Regions from separate parts of the Homo sapiens genome. Here region 1 is linked to region 2. The links are chromatin loops, found by intact Hi-C in ENCODE. Cell type or tissue: GM12878. All regions are shown on one strand. Links, peaks and the distances in the headings refer to the core of each region. The heading gives the core; the rest is flanking DNA.

Region 1 (5,386 bases), core at 177-5,176, 210 kb after region 2:
CCATTTTGTCAAGGGACAGCTGAGCTTGAGACATTCAATCCCTTGAGTAAATCCTGTAAAATTTAAGTCCCAGGGTAAATACTTCCAGCTAACTGAAAGAAGAGAGACAAAGATTAAGAGGGTGAAGGTGTGGGCAAGCTTTATTCCCTCCCTATATCAATATGGAAGCAGCAGTGAGCTAGAATTCATAAGAGCTGCATTATAGCCCCATCTCCCAAATCTGTTGGTATCACATTAGGAGACCTGAGATAAGAGTCTCCTCATCTCAGAATTTCAGTATTCTCATTTGCAAAATGTTTTTCTAAAAGTGTAATCTCTCCATTTATGAAGCCTTACCTGTCCTTCTCAGACTGGTTGTGCCATTCCCGTTCCCAGCTCCGGTCAGGGCAATAGTCCCACTCTACTTCTTCTGCCATGATATAGTAGATTCTTGCAGCTTGGTAGCGTTGGCGAGGGGTGGCTTGGTGGCCAGGACACTGGGAGACATTATAGATTGCCCTCATCCCTGCTTCTCGATGGCTGCCTGCCTGGCAATAAATCTCAAATGTCCCTGAGGGAGGATCAGAGAGAAAAATCTGACTCAGAACATCCCTGGGTAGTGCCTGGGGGATTTCCTGCCTTTCCCTAGGCATACTGCAGAAAAGAGTTAGTTTCAGATAGTCTCAGATAAGGCTCTTGCCTTAACTACACATAGATAAAAGAGTATTTAAAGTTTATTGAGAGTAATGGGCTCAAAGGTTAAGAGCTCCGGCTCCAAAGCTACATACACTGGGTTTATTAAAACTAAACTCTGCCGCTAGAATAACCAACTTCTTCCAGGGTGTTTCTAGTTTTAGCACTGTAAGTCCCATATTCCTAGAAACCCCTCAGTACTAGGCAAACTGCCATGGTTGGTAACCCTATCTTTCATTTATTATATATAAATCATATATATATACATATATAAAAATATATTATGTGTGTGTGTGTGTGTGTATATATATATATATATATATATATATGCACACATAAAACCTTGTGGCAATTGCTAAACCTCTGTGTTTTTCAGTTCCCTCATCAGTAAAATGAGGATTATTTTACTTTATTTGGTTGTTTTACAATTAAACACAATAATTTGTGAACAGTGCTTAGTATAGAACATATTCAATGTTCAGTTAAGTGATGCTATAAATAAGTAAATATAGCTGTAATAATTCTTATTCCAAGAAAAACATTGATGAGTTGTCTCCTATCAAGTACCAAAGAAATAAAGTAGACTTCAATAGTTAGGTAAAAAGAAAGAGAATGTCTTGATTGCAGAGGGATGCTTACCTAAGACAGCTTTAGAAGGTCCTTCACTCATTTTTTACAATGGAATGTGCAGGTAACAGTCTTAAATGTCTGTGTTGTGAAGTTGCCTGGACCAGATCTTAAGCTCCAAATTTCTAACTCAAGGATACTCAAACTCAATGTCGATCAAAAGAAGCTAAATTTCTTAGAACATTACTCTCATTGTTTCCTTACTTTGCTGCTCAGTGCTTATCCCATCACTACAAACTCTTCTTCCTGGCTTTCAAAGCCTTCTATGAGTTGGCACCAAACTACCAATCCAGTTCCACCTCCCACACATTGTCTCAAACTCAACTAGCACTCCAACTACATGGAACTCTGACTGTTTCTCTCACACATCTCATTCATTCCTACCTTGAAATCTTCATTCATTTTGTTATCCTCTTTCTGGAACTTACCTGCCCACCCCACCCCCAAGTATCTATGAGAGTCCACTCATTATCCAAGACTCAATTCATGTTTCTTTTCCAGAAAGCCCTCCCTGACTATTTTGGCCCAAATAGAGTTCTACATTCTTCACTTCTCCACCTCTAATGCACTTTATATCTAAACCACATGTTAAAGGGCTAAGTGCCCCTCTCTTTTAAAATGATCCCTTCTACTAGTTTATAAACACGTTGAAAGAAAGGGTCTACTCATTTCTTTCCACATCTACTTCTTCTATTTCCCTTACCACCGTTATCTATTGCATCAGTAAATCCTATCAGCAATTCCTTCAAAATTATTTTTTCGTTTAAACTGCCACTTCCCGAGTCCAAGCCACAAGCTTCTCTCACAGAGAAAACTGCAATAGCCTCCAAATTGTCCTTTCTATTTCTGAGGAGACCAGCTTTATGTCAAGTGTTTGTCAAACTCAGGACTAGGTTAATATTATTAAAGCGTTGAAGACACTTGTTCAAGGATGTTTTTCCCCCCAGATATGAATGAAATTTACAGGAGTAAAACAAAAGTTTAATAGGAACTGCGTGGAGCTGACAGGTTGTTCTTACAAACACTATTGCCATCTAATGGCTGGAAAAAAAAATACACCATAGGGACTAAAGAAAAGATAACTGCTCTATTATGAAATTCTAGAAATACATAGAATCTGAAGAAACATTATAGTCAAATATCTTCATAAAAGGAAGAAAAAGGATATAGAGGGAAGGAGAGATGGAGGGAGGACAAAAGGACAGAAGGAAGGAAGGCAGAAAGGAAAGAATCAAGGCAGGAAATCTAGCTAGAGAGAAGGGAAGTAATTAGACCAAAGTTACGCAGCAAGTTAATGAAAGAGCCTGAACTAGGGCTCCTGTGTTCTGATTTCCAGGCTGAAATTGTTACATCACCACACACACACACAAACACACACACGGGGTGGCAGGGGGCAGAGGGTGGGGCGCATCATGGGTAGAAAGAGAAAGAGAGAGGGAGAGATCAGAAATGAGTCTGTAGAAAGCCTCACAGAATATCAATTTGATAGCACTTATAAGTGCATTTTATTGACCTTCCTCCCAATAAAAGTACTGTACCTATAAAATCTCTGTGTTGTCAAGTCCACTCCCTGCCATATAAGAACTTCACTAAAGCTGAGCAACATCCCAACTTCCCTTCTGTTGTTCCAGAAAAGAGCTTCCTCCACCTTCTACTAACTATTCTGCCTGCAGCTGAGTAGGGAATCCAAGTAACCAGAACATGGAGAGCACATTGAAGAAGAAAAAGACAAGTGTTTTTAAAAACTTCCTAGAACCCTTAACATGCCTATTATTTTCTCTTCACCATCCCTCCCTCTTCCCGACCCCATTCCTGGCCCTATACCCAACAAAGCCTCTAGGGCCAGCTGCTAAGGCACTTACCAAGGTTGTCAGGCTGCATGATGGCCATGACAAAGGTATGAGGAAAGAGCATAGCTGCACCCTTCCTCATGCCCTGAAGCTGCACAGTGTTGCCCTGGAACATGACTCCATGCACATCAGTCTCTGTGCCCAGGCCGAGCAGGTGCCAGGCCACTGTGTCACCCTTGCACATGTCCAGCCTGGGCAGGTTAGAGAACAGAAACCCATTAATGGCTGGAAAACAAAAACACAAGACAAGGTGGGGAGATGAGACCAGACTACTCCAGCACTGGCCAGGAGCATGGCATCAGCTATGTACTATGGTTTCACACAACTTGAAACTGCTGAGTCATCCTCAACACCTCTGCCTTCCTCTCTATGCCACTTTAACTCTACTCGTGAATATCTCTGTCTTTGGGATGAGTGCTCAACTGTCCTTTCTGGCCTCACCTCCACCATGATCCACATCCTGACAACATTGAACTATTCTCCACTACCAAACACACACACACACACACACACACACACACACCAATCTCTCCTATTCCCTATTTCTTGAAACTCTCCTTCCTTGGTTTCTGTGGCAACATACTTTCTGGTCCTTTTACAACCACTCTGATTGTTCCTTTTCCATATAGATCTCATTTTCCACGCCCCCATACGTGTTGGGGATCTGAAAATTCCATCTTCAGCTCTCAACCTGTTTCCTCCTCTTCATCTTCACTGCTACTGCCCTGGTTCTGGCCCTCATCCTCCCTGGCCTGAACTAAAATAGCCTCCTCTCTGGTACCCCTACCTGCAGTCTGTCCTCCCATCCTCTTCCATACACACACACACACACACCATTGTCCTGTGAGCTCTATTTTTCTCTGCATTACCAAAGCTTTAAATATTGTAGGTGCTTTGATAATACCTGTTGACTTTTCACATGATTTCCTCTTTCTGGAATAAACTTCCCTTATGGTCTCTTTCTATGGCATCCTACCACTTACCTGTCGTATCTTCGTTCAGCTATACTTTACTCTCTCTTCGATCCATGAAAATTTTATCCCACAAAATTCTGCAGTATCAGTTGCCATGGATTGTAACTGATATACTTTCTGGTGATTTACTTACAAATCTATTTCCTGCACTGGATTGACATAACAGGAAGCATATCATTTTTTTTCTATATCTATGTGACTGCCTGAGCACCTAGCACATTACCTAGTACCAATTAGGCGCTCAGTAAATTCTAACTGGAATGAACTTTGCTCATGAGATGGTTTTACTTTTTCCAAATGATGAAACTAACTAGTAATGGGAATCAAGAGATGGAGCATTTCAAGTGAAGGGAACAGCACTGCAAAAGCATGAAATCAGCATGTTCACAAAGAAAAATAGCCCCAGTTGGCTGGAGTATGGGGGGGGGGGACCCAAGGTACTAAAATATAAGGAAGAGGGGAGATAAGATTGGAAAGGTATCATCTGGCTTATTCTTCACAATCTCTTGTAGATTTCTTGTGCACACCCTCATTTTGCAGTACTTTCTTCCAGTTTCCCCCATACTGTGTAACACAGGACACAGCACCCAAAGGTACTAAGTATAAGATCTGTTGTGTTCGGTTGAGCCTCTCAATCTAGCTCGCCTCTTGGACAGAGATGACCAATAAAATCAGTGTTTTCAGGATTGGTCATGATTACGGTTAAAGTTAGATTTTACTTGGGACCCTCAATTTAGCCCAGGGCAAAAGTACTCCCCATACCATGCATCCGATTGGAGTCTTGGAAGCCCTCAATATCCTCTGAAAGCAGTCGGAAATCCAACATAGCAGCTGCTTGATTGGCATTGCTGTACCAGCTCTTGTTCTCATCCAACACAGTGAAGAGAAGAAAGAATTCTTTATCCACCCCTTTCTGCAGGCCCAATAGAAGAAAGTAGAGGGAATAATGACAATAGTTTCAGCAGTTGTAGACTGTGTCGTTACAGATCAAGGGATGCCAGATTCTTTCCCATTTCCTTTTCCCATTTTGAGACCATACCTCCTATCCAGAGCTGCAGCAGTTTTTCCTTAGGTAACCTCAAATTGCAGATGAGAGAAGAATGTCACAATAAAAGTACAAGCCTGACAGGGAAGACTGTATGAAAGTGGGCAGGGAAGGAGCATAGGATAAGAAATAAGAGGTATAGAGTGTAAAAGAAGAGAGATGGTAATCACCTGGGGAGAGGAATGAGGGGAGGTGGCTAGAAAAGCAGGGGAGGGTCT
Region 2 (5,386 bases), core at 63-5,062:
ATGTGCATAGAGATTCTTTTAAGTTCCCTAGGTAATTCTAATGTGCAACCAAAGCTGAGAACCACTACAGAGAAATGCCTACAATGGTAGTGTATAGTAGGCGGAGAGCTTATGAAATGAGAAATGAAGTTAGGACCTGATGGGATTGAATAAAGTAATTTCTAAGATCACATCCAGCCTGATACTGTAACATTGAATGAGCCAAAATATGTTACCCTTTTTCAAGGAAATTTGCATTTAAAGAGGTCCATAGTACTCCAACAGTGCTAACCCTAAACAAATGAGTTCTGATTAGTATAATTTCATATCCCACAGTGCCTAGTGAGTGACATAGTTTGGAGCAGTTTTTAAATCATAGCGTGTAGCTAGCAGTCTATATTGTTCTTCCTCAACATAGGCCCAGGGGATGAGAGTTCCTTGAATTACACCTGAAACTCATATGGAGGCCTCTGACTCCCAACTTATTGGCAATGAGCTGTATTTGGGTTTGATTCAAAGTCCCAGGAGCTTTCTCAAGAATTATAGAGATGACTGTCCAGTGGATGTGGATAGCAATATGTAGTATGTATTTAGAGAGGAGGTGGGTAGGCGAACAAAAGTCAGAGCTAAATGTGGCTAAAGTAAAAGACAAAAGAGACAGAAATGGAGAGACAGAGAAACAGATGGAGAAAACAAAAAGAGATGGACAGAGATAGAGAAGCAGCAATAGAACACACACACAAGGGAGAAATAAGCAAGAACATGTGATCAGTAGTCCCCATTCCATTTGGCATCTAGATTTTTCTACAGAAATTCTCTTTTCTTCTTCAGAGCCTAACGAATGTCAGACAACATTCTAGGAAATATAACATTCATCATATATTTCCAGCCAGAAAATCCATCATGCTCCTAAAGATCCAGTGCTTCCAGCACTTCCAGTGTATCCATTTGAATCAGTGCTTTAGAGGGCAGATCTGTTGAAAATACAAACTATTTTGTGACCAGCCTGGCCAATATGGTGAAACCCTGTCTCTACTAAAAATACAAAATTAGCCAGGCGTCGTGGTCATCGCCTGTAATCACAGCTACTCAGGAGGCTGAGGCAGGAGAATCACTTGAACCTGGGAGGCGGAGGTTTCAGTGAGCCGAGATCGCGTCATTGCACTCCAGCCCGGGCAAAAAGAGACAAACTTCGTCTCAAAAAAAAGAAAAAAGAAAAAAGAAAAGAAAGAAACTACAAACTATATGTGGCTTTGGTTAAATCCAAACTCCACATGGGAATCCCCAAGCAACACATGTGGGATCTCAGAAGGCTGAAAAAATTTCTTCAGAATTCTGGAAAACAAAACCGCCTGGGAAAGGGTTCACTGTCATCCAGGACTCCAAATTTTTCATCCGTATATTCTAATCTTCTTCCCATGAAGTTGTATCTACATTTGGGGGCAGGCACGTGTCAAATAGACTGTCTAAAACACCAACCTCAGCCTAGAATTGGACTTTGGTCAATTTAAGAAGCAGAAAGGCTAGGTCTAAAGAAGTCTGACCTACCCAGAACTTCAAAGGTCTCTCATTGTTTTTTGACCATTTCCCATTGGATGCTTACTTATCACAATGTTTAGCTGGCAGAAACTCTGGCTTCAAGCCTTCTGTTTCACTGCACTTATGTCTCCCAGACATTTCTCATGTTTTTAAGTTTTCCCAGTGTGACCCGGAACTGGCTCCGTTTGTCTGCTCTTTCTTGTAGTCTTGACTTGACTTCAAATTTCTGAAGGCCCATGGATCACAGTTGCACTCTATCAAGTTCCCTAGCAGGGCAAAAATGTGAAGTCCTGAAATGTAACCCTAGAACAGCCCATACAAGAAACTCTTTGGGGTAACATTTCCTCTTCCACTTTGAGTAATTCTTTCTGACCCTGATACTACCCTGGGTCCTTAGAGATTCTTCTGAACTATGCCTTTAAAGATGTTCCCTTACTCTGCCTACTGGAGCTCAGTGTATACACAGTCCATTCAATTGGAGACTTCCTACCCGTAGCACAAACACATCAGAAGTTCAGCCAGTACATGCCAGTACAAGCTTACCTGTTATCTAGGGTTTGTGACAATTCTGAACGATCATATTTCCTGTCACTAGTTGGTGCTATTGTCATACCAAATAATTAATATTTTAAACTCTTACTAGTAACAAACGTTATGCCTCCTACTGAATAACTTAGCACACATTAAAACATTGGTGAAAATCTTTAGTCTTCAAAATTTTGCCTCCTAATATATGGATGCTCCACCTCAATCTCACACTCTTGGGAACAATAATCTCCTCTACTTCTACTCATCTTGATATGTGGCTCTCATATACCAAATTTCTTCAAGCCGTCCTGCTTTAATTTTCTTCCTTTTTTATTTTTATTTTTTCTGTTTTACAGTAGTACCTATTCACCATTTACATCAGTCTACCTGGTTTTCTGAAAACAATGTTTTTGGATTCCCCTCCGCCATACTCCAAAACTATGAATCTCCACAAAGGGTGGCCTTTCATCCGGGACTCTCAATATTTGATCCACATATCCTAACCCCCTCCCTCATGAAACCAAACAAGATTCTCTCTTAAGCATTATCACCTTTGAGTTACGAAATCCTAGAATGTCAGAGCTTCAGGGGGATCTTTAAGATAATCTACTCTAACCTTTCCATTTTCAAGAAGTGGAGAAACTGAGGCCTGGAAAGAGGGATGATGTTCTGTAAGAACCCATATAAATTATGTGAAATTTTTCTACCTGGCAGAGAACACTTACACTCATTGGGGTCTATTTGTCTACACTGACACAGGCTCATATCTTTCTTGTTTTTGCTTGTTTGTTTTAACGGCTTTATTTTGAGGTGCAATTCACCAATCTAAAGTGTACAAACTAAATGATTTTGGTATATCACTGATATAGTTTAGATGTTATTCCCTCAAAATCTCATGTTGAATTGTAATCCTCAGTGTTGGAGTTAGAGCCTGGTGGGAGGTGTTTGGGTCATGGAGATTGATTCCTCATGGTTTGGTGCTGTCCTTATGATAGTGAGTAAGATCTCACGAGCTCTGGTTGTTTAAAAGTGTGTGGAACCTCACTCCCCAACTCTCTCCCTTGCTTCTGCTCTCATCATGATACATGCCTGCTCTTCCTTCACCTTCTGCTATGAGTAAAAGCCCTCTGAGGTGTCCCTGGTAGCCAAGCAGTTGCCGGTGTCATGCTTGTGCAGTCTTCTGAACTGTGAGCCAATTAAGCTTGTTTTCTTTATGAATTACCCAGCCTCAGGTATTTCTTTACAGCAATACAAGAATGGCCTAACATAAAAAGTTGGTACCAAGAGTGGGGTATTGCTGAAAAGATACCTGAAAATGTGGAAGCAACTTTGAAACTGGGTAACAGGTAGAGGTTGGAAAGTTTGGAGAGCTCAGAAGAAGATAGGAAAATAAGGGAAAATCTTGAGCGCCTTAAAAACTAATTAAATCATGGAGACAAAAATGCTTATGTGATGTGAATGGTAAAGTCCAGGCTTATGAGATATCAGTCAGAAAGAAATGAAGAACATTTGGTGAACTAGATCAAACGTCACTCTTTTATGCCTTAGCAAAGAACTTGGCTGTATTGTGTTCATGTCCTAAGTATCTGTGAAACTTTGAACTTAAGAGTGATGACTTCAAGCATCTGTTGAATAAAAGTTTTTAACCAGCAAAGTGTTCAAGATGTGGCCTGTCTGCTTCTAACAAACTATGCTCAGATGTGAGGGCCAATCAGTGACTTAAAGTTGAAATTTATATTTAAAAGGTGAGCAGGCACATCACATGAGAAAAGCAAGAGCAAAAAGAGAGAGAATAGGGGGAGGTGTCACACTCTTTTACACAACCACATCTCATGGAAACTCATTCACTATAATAAGGATAGCACCATGCCAGGAGAAATCTACTACCATGATCCAAACATCTCCCAACCAGCCCCATCTCCAACGTTGGGGGTTACAATTCAACATGAGATTTAGAAGGGACAACACCTACATTGGGTATCACCTACATTGTTAATTTTTAAAAATTGTAGTAAATGTGCTTATACATTGGATACAAAATTAGACATTTTAACCAATTATAAGTGTACAATTCAGTGGCATTAATTACATTTATAAGATTTTGCCACTGTCACCACTATCAATTTCCAAGACTCTTTTACTACAAACAGGACTTCTGTACTAATTAAGCACTAAGTCCCCATTCCCCATTCTCTATAATTTTGCTAACCTCTAATCTACTTTCTGCCTCTATACATTTGCTTATTTTATGTGGTTCATACAAGTGGAATTATATAATATTTGTCCTTTTTTGTCTAGCTTATTTCACTTAGAACAGTGTCTTCAAGTTTTAGTCATGCTTTAGAAAATATCAGAACATTACTCATTTAATGGTTGAATAATATTCCATTGTATGTATATATCACATTTTGTTTATTCATTCATTTGTTGACAGACATTTGTGTTGTTTTAACCTTTTAAATAATACAAATAATAGTTCAATAAACATTGACATATAAGTATCTGTTCACATCTCTGCTTTCAATTTCTTTGGGTATACACCTAGGAGTAGATTGCTTTAATTTATAAATGGTAGTGATTTCCCCTAATTCATTTCTTACTTTGCTTATTGAGTCTTCTCTTTTTTTCATAGTCAATCTAGATAAAATTTGATCAATGTTGTTGATAGTTGCAAGGAACCAACACTTCATTTTTCCTATTTTCCTATTTTCTATTTTACTTATCTCTGCTCCACTCTTTATTATTTTATTCCTTCTACCAGTTTTGAATTGTTTGTTCTTTTTTATTTTATCAAAGTGTAATGTTAAGTTGTTGATTTGAGGTCTTTATTCTTTTAAATGTAAGCATTTATAGCTATACATTTCTAACCTAGGACTGTCTTCACATTATACCTAAGTTTTGGTATGTTGTGTTTTCATTTTCATGTGTTTCAAGATATGTCCTAATTTCTTTTGTGATTTCTTCCTTGACTGAATGGTTGTTTAGAAGTATGTTGCAGAAACCACGGAAAGGGCAAGATGGCCTACTAGACACAGCCAGGTGTAACAGCTCCTACCAAGGAACTGAGATGACTGGAGGTGCTCCTAATAGATCTCCAGAGAGAAGGCAACAGGAGTCGATGTAAGGAAGACACAGAAGCTCGGCTGAATTGGAAGAAAGCTGGAAACACTAGGCAGGGCTGCAGTACACCCAGACTTATTCCTGGTCAACAATGGCTCCATGGGAATAGGTGAGTTGAACAGCAAAGAGCAACCCACTTTCAACATACTCCCTGGGACCCCAGCAGCAGGAGACCCCTTGACCAACACAGACACTCCAGTTGGCAGGAAGAGCTTCTTAG

The links. Peaks named below come from ENCODE experiments on the same cell type or tissue, not always from the same donor. Only the 100,000 strongest peaks of a DNase experiment are listed, where the experiment ranks them.
Region 1: a loop joins it to region 2, with 10 times the contacts of the local background. A loop is called at or near these places in 3 of 110 quality-filtered maps.

Annotation. Positions count from the first base shown.
Region 1 is chrX:66,198,528-66,203,913 of GRCh38, reverse strand. It overlaps HEPH (hephaestin), which reads right to left. Exons shown (of 21, transcript NM_001367233.3): 11 at 4,886-5,036; 12 at 3,162-3,374; 13 at 337-550. Among named protein-coding and RNA genes, the nearest start is that of HEPH, 37 kb to the right of the region's middle. In GM12878, for the core only: a CTCF peak has its summit at 2,335 (motif pointing left); a DNase peak (open chromatin) is centred at 3,463.
Region 2 is chrX:66,405,311-66,410,696 of GRCh38, reverse strand. No RefSeq gene overlaps it. Among named protein-coding and RNA genes, the nearest start is that of EDA2R, 230 kb to the left of the region's middle. In GM12878, for the core only: a CTCF peak has its summit at 2,104; a DNase peak (open chromatin) is centred at 2,066.